Regions from separate parts of the Homo sapiens genome. Here region 2 is linked to region 1. Evidence: chromatin contacts called from ENCODE Hi-C or POLR2A ChIA-PET data. All regions are on one chromosome and are shown on one strand. The core of a region is the stretch at or near the end of the contact, and the rest is flanking DNA. Distances in the headings are between cores, read along the strand shown.

Evidence for each region. A loop is a pair of places that touch in the nucleus more often than their neighbours do. ChIA-PET counts read pairs that join two places held with the same protein, here RNA polymerase II (POLR2A). Pooled maps may share reads with other maps.
Region 2: a map of B cell shows a loop between it and region 1 (2.7-fold over the local background). The contact joins the enhancer-like site here to the promoter of OLMALINC in region 1. A Hi-C loop is called at or near these places in 1 of 168 maps with a recorded cell type or tissue (B cell) and 9 of 50 pooled maps. POLR2A ChIA-PET finds 5 or more read pairs at or near these places in 8 of 52 experiments (AG04449, Caco-2, H1 and 3 more).

Annotation. Positions count from the first base shown.
Region 1 is chr10:100,369,698-100,374,979 of GRCh38, forward strand. It overlaps OLMALINC (oligodendrocyte maturation-associated long intergenic non-coding RNA), which reads left to right and starts at 3,879. Exons shown (of 3, transcript NR_026762.1): 1 at 3,879-4,315. RefSeq lists enhancers at 3,442-3,771, 3,501-4,070, 3,872-4,001, 4,071-4,638, 4,639-5,208.
Region 2 is chr10:100,479,347-100,484,389 of GRCh38, forward strand. It overlaps WNT8B (Wnt family member 8B), which reads left to right. Exons shown (of 6, transcript NM_003393.4): 3 at 528-666; 4 at 1,652-1,777; 5 at 2,566-2,708; 6 at 2,925-4,398. The coding sequence ends at 3,470. Among named protein-coding and RNA genes, the nearest start is that of WNT8B, 19 kb to the left of the region's middle. RefSeq lists an enhancer at 2,938-3,593. Within about 2 kb of position 3,310, at least 3 of the 41 ENCODE cell types and tissues checked have a DNase peak (open chromatin) inside an H3K27ac peak, as active enhancers do.

The sequences.
Region 1 (5,282 bases), core at 2,629-5,128:
GGGTTGCCAATGTGCATGGGTTCTGTGGGGAGTGATGAAAATGTTCTTTAGGTAGATTTTGGTAAGGGTTGCATGTCTCTGTGAATATACTAAAAATGTCTGCATCATACACTAAAAGAGTAATTTTATGGTATATAAATTATATCTTGATAAAAAATTATATTTTAAAAAACCCTCTTAATGTTTTACCACTAGTTGTAGCTGAGACACAAACCCAAATATATTAAGTACTGATGAAAATAAATTTTTTGATTAAAGGAAGTGCTCCATATTCTCTCTCTCTCTCTTTTTTTTTTTTTTTGAGATAGAGTCTCACTCTGTTGTCCAGGCTGGAGTGCAGTGGCACGTTCTCTGCTCACTGCAACCTCTGCCTCCCGGGTTCAAGCGAGTCTCCTGCCTCAGCCTCCCAAGTAGCTGAGATTATAGGCATCTGCCACTATGCCTGGCTAATTTTTGTATTTTTAGTAGAGATGGGGTTTCACCATGTTGGCCAGGGTGGTCTCGAGCTCCTAACGTCAAGTGATCTGCCCACTTCGGCCTCCCAAAGTGCTGGGATTACAGGCATGAGACACCACACCCAGTCCATGTTCTCTTAATTATGCAGTGATGTAGTCTCTAGTCTCAAACTTCAAAGGGACAAAGACTAGCCACATGAGAAAAGGCAAGCTGCTATAAACTGGAGTATAATATGACAATTTGGCTGTACCAAGTTACTTGGAAAAATCGAGATACCATGTTCTACATTTAGTTAAAGGGGTTTAGGCAACTGCATAAACACAGACCTAACTTCCTTTTGAGTGGGAAATTAAAGTTCTGAGTCCATCAGACTTGTGGATACAATCATAATAACAATAACAATATTTACTAGAGCTGGGCACTGTACTGAATGCTTGGCAGTGTGTTATCGCACCACATCCGAAGCAGGTGTTATTGTTACCTGGATTTTACTGATGAGGTAACTGAGTTCACTTGGAGAAAAAGCTGTGAGAAAATGTGTAATGTTGCTATGATCTGGTTCCAGACCTATGGTCTTAACTACTGGCTCTACTGGGTGTGGAGCAGATGACAAACTAGATATGTCGTAATCTGTCATATGTCCAACTGTATGCCTGGCAATATTCAGTTATACTCAGAGGCAAAGCCTGGTGATGTGACCCTCCTCCCTGGGTGGCAGTGGCAGGGAGCTTAAGTTTTGCACAAACAGCAGATGCATCCACTGTTCCGGAAGAACCCAGCTCACTCCACCTCCTGACCCGTCTTAACATTCAGTCACACCTGGGTTTTAAGCTTTCCTCTCAAACCATAGATACGTACCCAACATTTCCTGTCTACTTTTCCTAAACTACACTTCACCCTCCTATAAGATTGTGAGCTCCTCAAAAGCATCTTCCTCTTTCAGAAATGTCTCCCTGCCCCTAAACAGTCAGCACTGGAAATGACAGAATGAGCTCATGTCTTGCTCTAAATTCTGTCACTGCTACAAACTGTGTGAAATGTCACAGGGAGTAGGAGTCATATTTTGTGACCTGTAGTTAACTTTCCGTGCTGCAGGCAAAGCGCTGATTCTTGTACACTGACTTTGGAACAAATGCCACAGGCCCTAATTGCAGGCTCCAAGGAGTTGAGATTCCATACTGGGGTTGCTGGAGGCAGAAGCCTTCCCACTTTCAGGACCCGGACCTGCCCTTCCCCCACGCGGTCCCGCCCAGCCAGCTACACCCTGGCCACAGAGCGCTCACAAAGGCTCAGTGTGTGTATGCCGGGCTGACTCACAGTGGTTCTGGGCCCAGGCGAGGACCTTCTCAGAGGGGCGGAAGGGGCCCTCTCCCTCCTGGCCATTTTCCATGGGGAGCAGTCAGTAACCAGGACCATGCCAGACTTCAAAAAACAGAGAGGAAAGTGGAAGTGAAAGGCAGCAGAGGACTCAGAATTGCTGTTTCTTATTTCTTTCTTAGAGAATTATGGACAGCAGGAAGGACTCACCTTTTAGTCTGTCAGTTTGTTTGCGAGAGAGAGAGAGAGAGAGAGAGAGAGAGAGATACATTTTAATTGAGAGACAATTCACACAATATAAAACTAACCACTTTATTTATTGAGATAGGGGTCTCACTATATTGCCCAGGCTGGTCTCAAACTCCTGGGCTCAAGTGATCCTCCTCCCTTGGCCTCCCAAAGTGCTGGGATGACAGGTGTGAGCCACCGTGCCCGGCTAAACTAACCATTTTATTTTATTTATTTATTTTGAGACAGAGTTTTGCTCTTGTCGCCCAGGCTGGAGTGCAATGGGATGATCTCGGATCACTGCAACCTTCGCCTCCCGGGTTCAAACGATTCTCCTGCTTCAGCCTCCTGAGTAGCTGGGATTACAGGCACCTGCCACCATGCCCATCTTTTTTTTTCTTTCTTTCTTTCTTTTTTTTTTTTTTTTTAGGAGAGATGGGGTTTCACCACGTTGGCCAGGCTAGTCTCAAACTCCTGACCTCAGGTGATCCGCCCGCCCCACCCTCTCAAAGTGCTGGGATTACAGGTGTGAGCCACCGTGCCAGGCCGAACTAACCATTTTAAATTGACCAGTTCTGTGGCACTTAGTGCATTCATAACATTGTGCAAACACTACCTTTTGTTCTAAAACATTTTCACCCCAAAAGAAAACTTGAACCCATTCAACAGTGATTCCCCATCTTCCCACCCACACTCGGCCCCTGGTGACCATCAGTCTGCTTTCTGTCTCTGTGGATTTACCACTTCAGGATATTTCCTATACATGGAATCGTACAATATATGACCTTCTGTGTCTGGCTTCCTTCTCTTGGCATAATCTTTCAATGTTCATCCCCATTGGAGCATATATCAGTACTTCATTCCTGTTTATTACCTATTCATATTCCATTGTATGAATACACCACAGTTGGTTTACTGATTTATCAATTGATGAACACTGGAGTTGCTTCCACCTTTTGGTTATTGTGAATAGCACTGCCATGAACATTTGAGTGCAAATATGAGTACCCGTTTATAATTTATTAGGGTTTATATCTAGGAGTGGAGTTGCTGGGCCAGATGCTAATTTGATATTTAACCTTTTGTGGCACCATCAAACTGTTTCCCCAGTGGCTGCACCACTTTAAATTTTCTCCAGCAATGTATGAGAGTCACCCTCTTCTTAACGTGTACCCATTTGTCCCTTTCCTCTTTCCTACTTTTTACAAAGCCAGTTCCCCACAGACTTCTCTTTCCCCTGGAGTAGAGGGTGGGAGAAGTTGCATCTCTAGTAGAAAGACTATCCAAGCCTCCATTCTTACCTTTTCCGCAAATAGAATACGGTGACCAGGAGGAGGAGAGGACAGGCTGCCACCTCCCTGTGGTCACTAAGGTACACCCACTACAGCCATTAACGCGACTCCGTAAAACTACCCTCCTAGCGACCTCCAACGCCTCGGTCCTCACCCAGAACATCACATTAAACTTTTCAACAGTCACAGATAGGAAGGGGCTCGGTGTGGAAGGTGCCAGCTCTGGCTCAGCCCTGCGGGTGAGTGTTTAACTTTCAGCCCAGCTTAAGATCTCCGAAGACACCCATCGCCTCGTCCTGCCCAGTCCCCTCCGCTAAAGGGCCGGCCTGCCCGGGCCTGGCTGGCAGCTGACATGAATGGAGAGGAAGCGCCTCCCTCTCCACCCACTCTCGCCGGGGTTACTGCCGGTCACAGACCCGGGCCTTCAAGAGCTATTTACACCTACAACAGCCCACCAGCGCCTGACCACGCCGGAGCCAATCAGCGGCCCCCAAGCTTGTCTGATTCTGTCTGCTCCAATCAGGAGGCGCGGTCCTTCCAGCCTCTTGCTCCTGTGAATCACAGGTCGGCGGGAGCCTTTTTTCCTTTTTTTTTTTTTCCCGGGGAGTCGGCCTCGGGGCTCTGCTCTCCTACCTCAGTCTGCCCTACCCTGGAATGGGGAAAATGCGGACATGCCACTCAGTCCGGCCGCGAACAGTGCTCCAGAACTCAGAGAGTTTTCCAGACGGGTGGAGATCGCGTTCCCTGCCCGCCGAGGTCCCATCGCTTCCCTGCTGGGAAGACAAATGAGGCGCTTTAGCCGTCTCCACGGCCAGCCCCTCCCTCATAACCCGAGATTCTTTGTGGGCTCTTAGTCCATAGCTGCCTTTGAGGTGGTGTAGACCTTGCTAACCAGGACGGCCCAGTAGGCAGAGCTCATTTTTATTCCTGTCTGCAATCGTGCAAAAACGCCTCTTATGGAAAAGCCAGAGCGCCAGGAGTCAGCAAAACACACTAAAGATTGGGCAGTCACTGGGGAGAACGTGAGTAAAAGCACAGGAACAGCAAAGCGTTCAGGAACGTTCGAGGCTGACGCAACCGGCGCAGGAAGGTGGTGTGTGGTGGGAGAGTGGGAGGAGACAGTGGAAAGTTTAGACTTGCTTCTGTAAGTGATAAGAAGTCATCAGATATTTTCAAGCAGGAGAGGAAAATAATCTCTCTGTTTCGCAAAGTTAACTCTCATGGCAACAGAGCAGAGTAGCGGGGGGATGGGGGCTGGGAGATGTTGGGAAGCTATTGTTACCACTCTGGTGAAGAGTCATGGGACCTCAAAAGCTGGGATAGTCACGGTGGGAATGGAAAGGAAGGGCACAAGCTGAGAGGCATTTGGGAGGAGAATCAATAGCACTTTATTGACTGGATGTGTGAGATGAGTGAGGACAGCAATCAGAAGAGGACTTTGAGGTTTCTAGCCTGAGTGGCTGGAAGGACACCACTTCCCCTACCTGAAATAGGTAGCAAAAAGGAGAGAGAAAGAGAGAAGCAGAGGGATTTTGCAAAGGGAATAGGAGTTCAGTTTTTGACATGTGGCATTTGAATTGCAAGAAGTACATCCCTGTGGATGTAATACCCAGTAGACAGTTGGGAATTAGGATCTGGTGTCGAGAAGAAAAGTAGAGATGAGATCCAAAGGGTTTATAGTGGATCGGGAGAGAAATTGATGACCTAAAGAGAAATTATAGAATAAGAAGATTTGGGCAGGGCACGGTGGCTCATGCCTGTAATCCCAGCATTTTGGGAGACCAAGGTAGGAGGATTGCTTGAGCCCAGGAGTTTGAGACCAGCCTGGGCAACATGGTGAGACCCCGACTCTACAAAAACTGCAAAAATTAGCCGGGTGTGGTGACACATACCTGTAATTCCAGCTACTTGGGAGGCTGAGGTGGGGGGATCACCTGAGCCTGGGGAGGTCTAGGCTGCAGTGAGCTGAGATAGTGCCACTGCACTCCA
Region 2 (5,043 bases), core at 2,060-4,559, 110 kb after region 1:
GTGTCAGGCTGCAAAGTCACACATCCTTCTCAGTGCCCCGTGGTGGGATGCAGTTTCCCATGTTTAAAATGCTGGAATTGTACTACATGATCTTTACATTCATGGGCATTTTCAGTTCCAAAATGTTGTTTTCTAAGATGGTCATGTGATGAGAACTCCTTAAATTTCATGAATTAGGTGATTTGGGCTCATTTTGGAGAGACAGGATAGTATAGTGAAGAAAGGTGAATAAAGGATAATAGGGACTAGAGTCTGATAAAACTGAGTTTCATTTCTAGTTCTGCCATTTGCTAGCTCTGGGACTTTGGGGAAATTACTTTAGCTCACTCCCTGGGCCTCAGTTTCCTAATCTATAATATAGTGCCTATTTCACAAGTTATTTGTGATGTCAAATGAGACAGCATATTTAAAGGCTTACTCCATTATTTTGGAGGGATGGGAGAGTGAGCAGGAAGAGGGCTGTTTGGTCAGTTTAGGGTAAATGCCTCCTAAGTTCAGTCTGAATTTTTACCCCTATGTCCCTACAGGCTTACCTGATTTACTCCAGCAGTGTGGCAGCTGGTGCCCAGAGTGGTATTGAAGAATGCAAGTATCAGTTTGCCTGGGACCGCTGGAACTGCCCTGAGAGAGCCCTGCAGCTGTCCAGCCATGGTGGGCTTCGCAGTGGTAAGAAAAACCTCAGCCACAGCTCCCTGGACCCTCTGGTCACAGGTTAGAGCCCCAGGGATAGCCCCTTGCCTCCTCGACACCCTTATTCCTCACCTGCTCTCTTCTCTTAGGTCATCTCCCTCTCCAGGATCTTCTCTTTTCCTTTTCTACTTCCTTTTTCCCACCTGTAGAGTTTTTTCTTTCTTTCTCAACACTCTCATTGCTCAACAAATGGATCTTGCCTTACTCCCAATCCCATACCATCCTTGGCCTCCCAGCTGGCTAAAGGTCTCCTCACAATGTAAGTAATATCAGGAGGTAGGCAGGGGTCATAATTCCTCAGACCTCTTAGCCCCTTCCTCAGCAGAGAGATACTGGGCAAGTGGAGAGTGACTTGGAGACCAGATTCCCATGGAGAAGATAAAGAGTGGCCATGCCAGTAAATGAAAGAGCTACCAATCAGAGGTTCTTTTCAAGACTAACTGCACATGACTCTTAGACCCTAAGTGTTCCAGGAGGAAGTGGGGATGGGTTCTTTACAACCTAGCCTTCAGATTCATCTCCCTCCCCATTTCTTCCTCAGGCTCTTTCCAGTCATGTGTGTCAACAGTACCCTAGCCACTTGGTCATAAAATGTGTGACCTGAAAAGACAGGAGGTGAGAAGAGCAGGGCTAAGGCCAGGGATGGGGCAGACCATGCAAGAGGGTAAGATACACTATAAAGATGGGAAGGCCAGGCACAGTGGCTCAAGCCTGTAATCCCAAGCTCTTTGGGAGGACGAGGTAGGAAGACTGAGCCCAGAGTTTGAGACAAGCCTAGGCAACATAGTGAGACCGACTCTCTGCAAAAAAATAAAAGTTAAAAAATAATAATAAAGATGGGGAAATAGGATGGAGCTAGGGAAAGAGGATATAATGATGGTTATTAAAGAAAGGTAGCATGTCTGGTATTTCTTTAAGCTGAAACCCCTCCCTCTAACTCTGGATTTTTGGTTCCTGCTAGCCAATCGGGAGACAGCATTTGTGCATGCCATCAGTTCTGCTGGAGTCATGTACACCCTGACTAGAAACTGCAGCCTTGGAGATTTTGATAACTGTGGCTGTGATGACTCCCGCAACGGGCAACTGGGTGAGTAGTAATGTAGGGATGGGTACCATAGGCCAGCCAACGCACATAAAGAATGAAAAGCCTGGTGGGGGTGAAGAAGAGCTGTATTCTTCTAAATATGAAGAAAATCATGCGGAAGATGGGTGAACGAGTTTGATCCCAAGCCCTACAATGACAAGCCAGGCTAAATGTAGCTTAGAACCTTCTTTTCCCATTGAGTAGTTTCCTTAATTTAAATATAAAAATAAAGAAACAACACTCTGGGGATTCCTCTGTTGCTTCTCTCAAACACAAGGGGAACTTCCTTCCGTGTTGCCTATCCCCGTCTACTTTCCACTCTTTACCTCCAGTGCTGTCTCCAATCTCCTGAGCCCTCCTGACCAATTTCCAACATCGTTGTTCCATATTTCAATTGTACCCCTCTTTCCCCCTCAATGCTCGAGCTTTCCTCATCTTTTTGGCACCATTTTGTCCCTTCTGGACCTCAATCACCAGCAGGGCACGTGCACCCTCTGCCCATGCGAAGAGGCACTGTTGGCAGAGGAGTGTACTGGCACCTTGCAAAGAATCCACTCGGCAACTACTTACGTCGTTGAGCCCTGAGCAGGGGATTGGCTGAACCTGGAAGTGGGCGTGTAAAAGTGGCAAAAACAAATCTAGACGGCAACTGATCTGGATACAGGGCACTCGCCCAACCTTAATCCTCTCCTATCCTGGACCCCCCCACCCCCAACCCAATTAGAAACAGCAGCCCAGGAGGCTCTGCGCCCGCTTGCTCAATGACCTGTCCTCCCTCTGCACTTTTCCAGGGGGACAAGGCTGGCTGTGGGGAGGCTGCAGTGACAATGTGGGCTTCGGAGAGGCGATTTCCAAGCAGTTTGTCGATGCCCTGGAAACAGGACAGGATGCACGGGCAGCCATGAACCTGCACAACAACGAGGCTGGCCGCAAGGTGAGTCCCGCAGCCCTTGGAAATAGGCAGCTGCTGGCTATATCCACTACCAGCTCCAGGTGCGGACAACTCTTCAGTTCATTTAAAAGATTGGCAAAATGAGGTACCAAGTGGGCTGGCCCAGTAGACTAACTAGACTTCTCGCAACTCCCACAGGGGCAGTTAAACTCGCCACGCGCTTAATCCGGGGCCTCTCACTCCTAGCTCTCTCCCCAGGCGGTGAAGGGCACCATGAAACGCACGTGCAAGTGCCACGGCGTGTCTGGCAGCTGCACCACGCAGACCTGTTGGCTGCAGCTGCCCGAGTTCCGCGAGGTGGGCGCGCACCTGAAGGAGAAGTACCACGCAGCACTCAAGGTGGACCTGCTGCAGGGTGCTGGCAACAGCGCGGCCGGCCGCGGCGCCATCGCCGACACCTTTCGCTCCATCTCTACCCGGGAGCTGGTGCACCTGGAGGACTCCCCGGACTACTGCCTGGAGAACAAAACGCTAGGGCTGCTGGGCACCGAAGGCCGAGAGTGCCTAAGGCGCGGGCGGGCCCTGGGTCGCTGGGAACGCCGCAGCTGCCGCCGGCTCTGCGGGGACTGCGGGCTGGCGGTGGAGGAGCGCCGGGCCGAGACCGTGTCCAGCTGCAACTGCAAGTTCCACTGGTGCTGCGCAGTCCGCTGCGAGCAGTGCCGCCGGAGGGTCACCAAGTACTTCTGTAGCCGCGCAGAGCGGCCGCGGGGGGGCGCTGCGCACAAACCCGGGAGAAAACCCTAAGGGTTTCCTCTGCCCCCTCCTTTTCCCACTGGTTCTTGGCTTCCTTTAGAGACCCCGGTAATTGTGGAACCTAGGGAATGGGGAACCCGCTCTCCCAGACCTAGGGATCCTGAGAGGGAGAGACTGCAATTTCTCCAAAGCTTGCCACTTTCCAGCCTGTTTCCCCAATTCCTCTGTGCTCTCCTAGAGCTCTGTCTGAATCCTCGCAGCCACACCTAGGTCTGAGAACTCAGGCTTTGAGTTACTGATCTTCCTTGGATTAGGAGAACAGGTGTTCCTCCTCCCCTCTCCTAGCAGCCCTAATGTCTGACCTAGCCTATCAAGCCTTAGGCGCTGGAAGAACCCTTCTCAGACACGCAGGACCCAGGTAAAGTCAAAGCTTTGCCCTTTTGCCCACTGTCTGCTACCAGGGCTCACCCACTGCTGCACCTCTCTTCTGCACAGCTCCTCCCCTGCTACCTGCTGAGCCAGATTCCCCAGGAATCTTGAATGCTTTCTCTCCTCTTCTCCCTTTCCTTTCCCAGAAAAACTGAGGAAACTGGCCCCGGAAAAGCATGTCTTTGGGGTTGGTTCCTAGAGGCAGAGGTTGAAGATGGAAGAGGGAGCTCTGGAGTGCTAACTTGAACACCAAGGGTGCTACTCATCCCTATGGTATCATATCATGAATGGACTTTACTAGTGGGGCAATGACTTTCCTAGACAATAACCCGAGGGACTCCAGATACATACCCCGAAGGTCTAGGAAATACGTTAAGGGCAGATTACAGTCATTTCCTACCCTTTAAAGGTAACTTCTCCCTTCTCCTGACCTACTTCCTCCTAGCAACCAACTTTACCTCTTCTTCTCCAAAGGATCTTTGTTCCTCTGAGCCAAGACTGAGGTAAATAAAGCCACTTTCCTCTTCAGATCCTGGTCTGCACCTCTAGAGGCAGGTCCTAAGAAGGAGAAACTGAGACCCTTCCTTCTCACTAACCTGGTTCTCAAACAGGCAGGATTCAGAGCACTGGATATCTTCCTTCAATGAGTAAACTTCCTGCAATGAAACTGTTGCTTAGTAGGAAGTTCAGCACCTTGAACCTTAATTTATTGCAGTCATTGTGATATGTGCTCTTTTTCTAGGTACTGCACTTATTCTTGAGGATATTCGGGTGGGCTGTGGTAACAGATACAACCTGTAGGCTCTCTCCTCCCTCCCATCTTGGCAGGATACCATCCTCCCTAAAGCCTCACTTCCCTGGTGGCCCAAGCAGTTATCTGGATTGAGGCTAAGCTGCCAAGGATTAGTAAATCATCTATTTAAATCTTCTAATACATTCACTCAAGAGCCATGAGCTTGCTGCTTGTGGTACTTGAGTCTTCTGGTTTTATTCTCAGAGAGTACAGCAGGGACTTGTTTATGAAACAGAGCAAGACCTTGGGGAGGGAAGAACCAATCCCTGACAGACCCTCTGTAGCCCAAGGGGCTTCCCAGCCAGCTTCCTTGCCCTAGGACAGTCCCAGGTCTGGGGCTGGGCAGCTCTTCTAGAGCAGAACTGGTCAGATGCTAGACGACCTCAACCTTCCTCTCCCAGA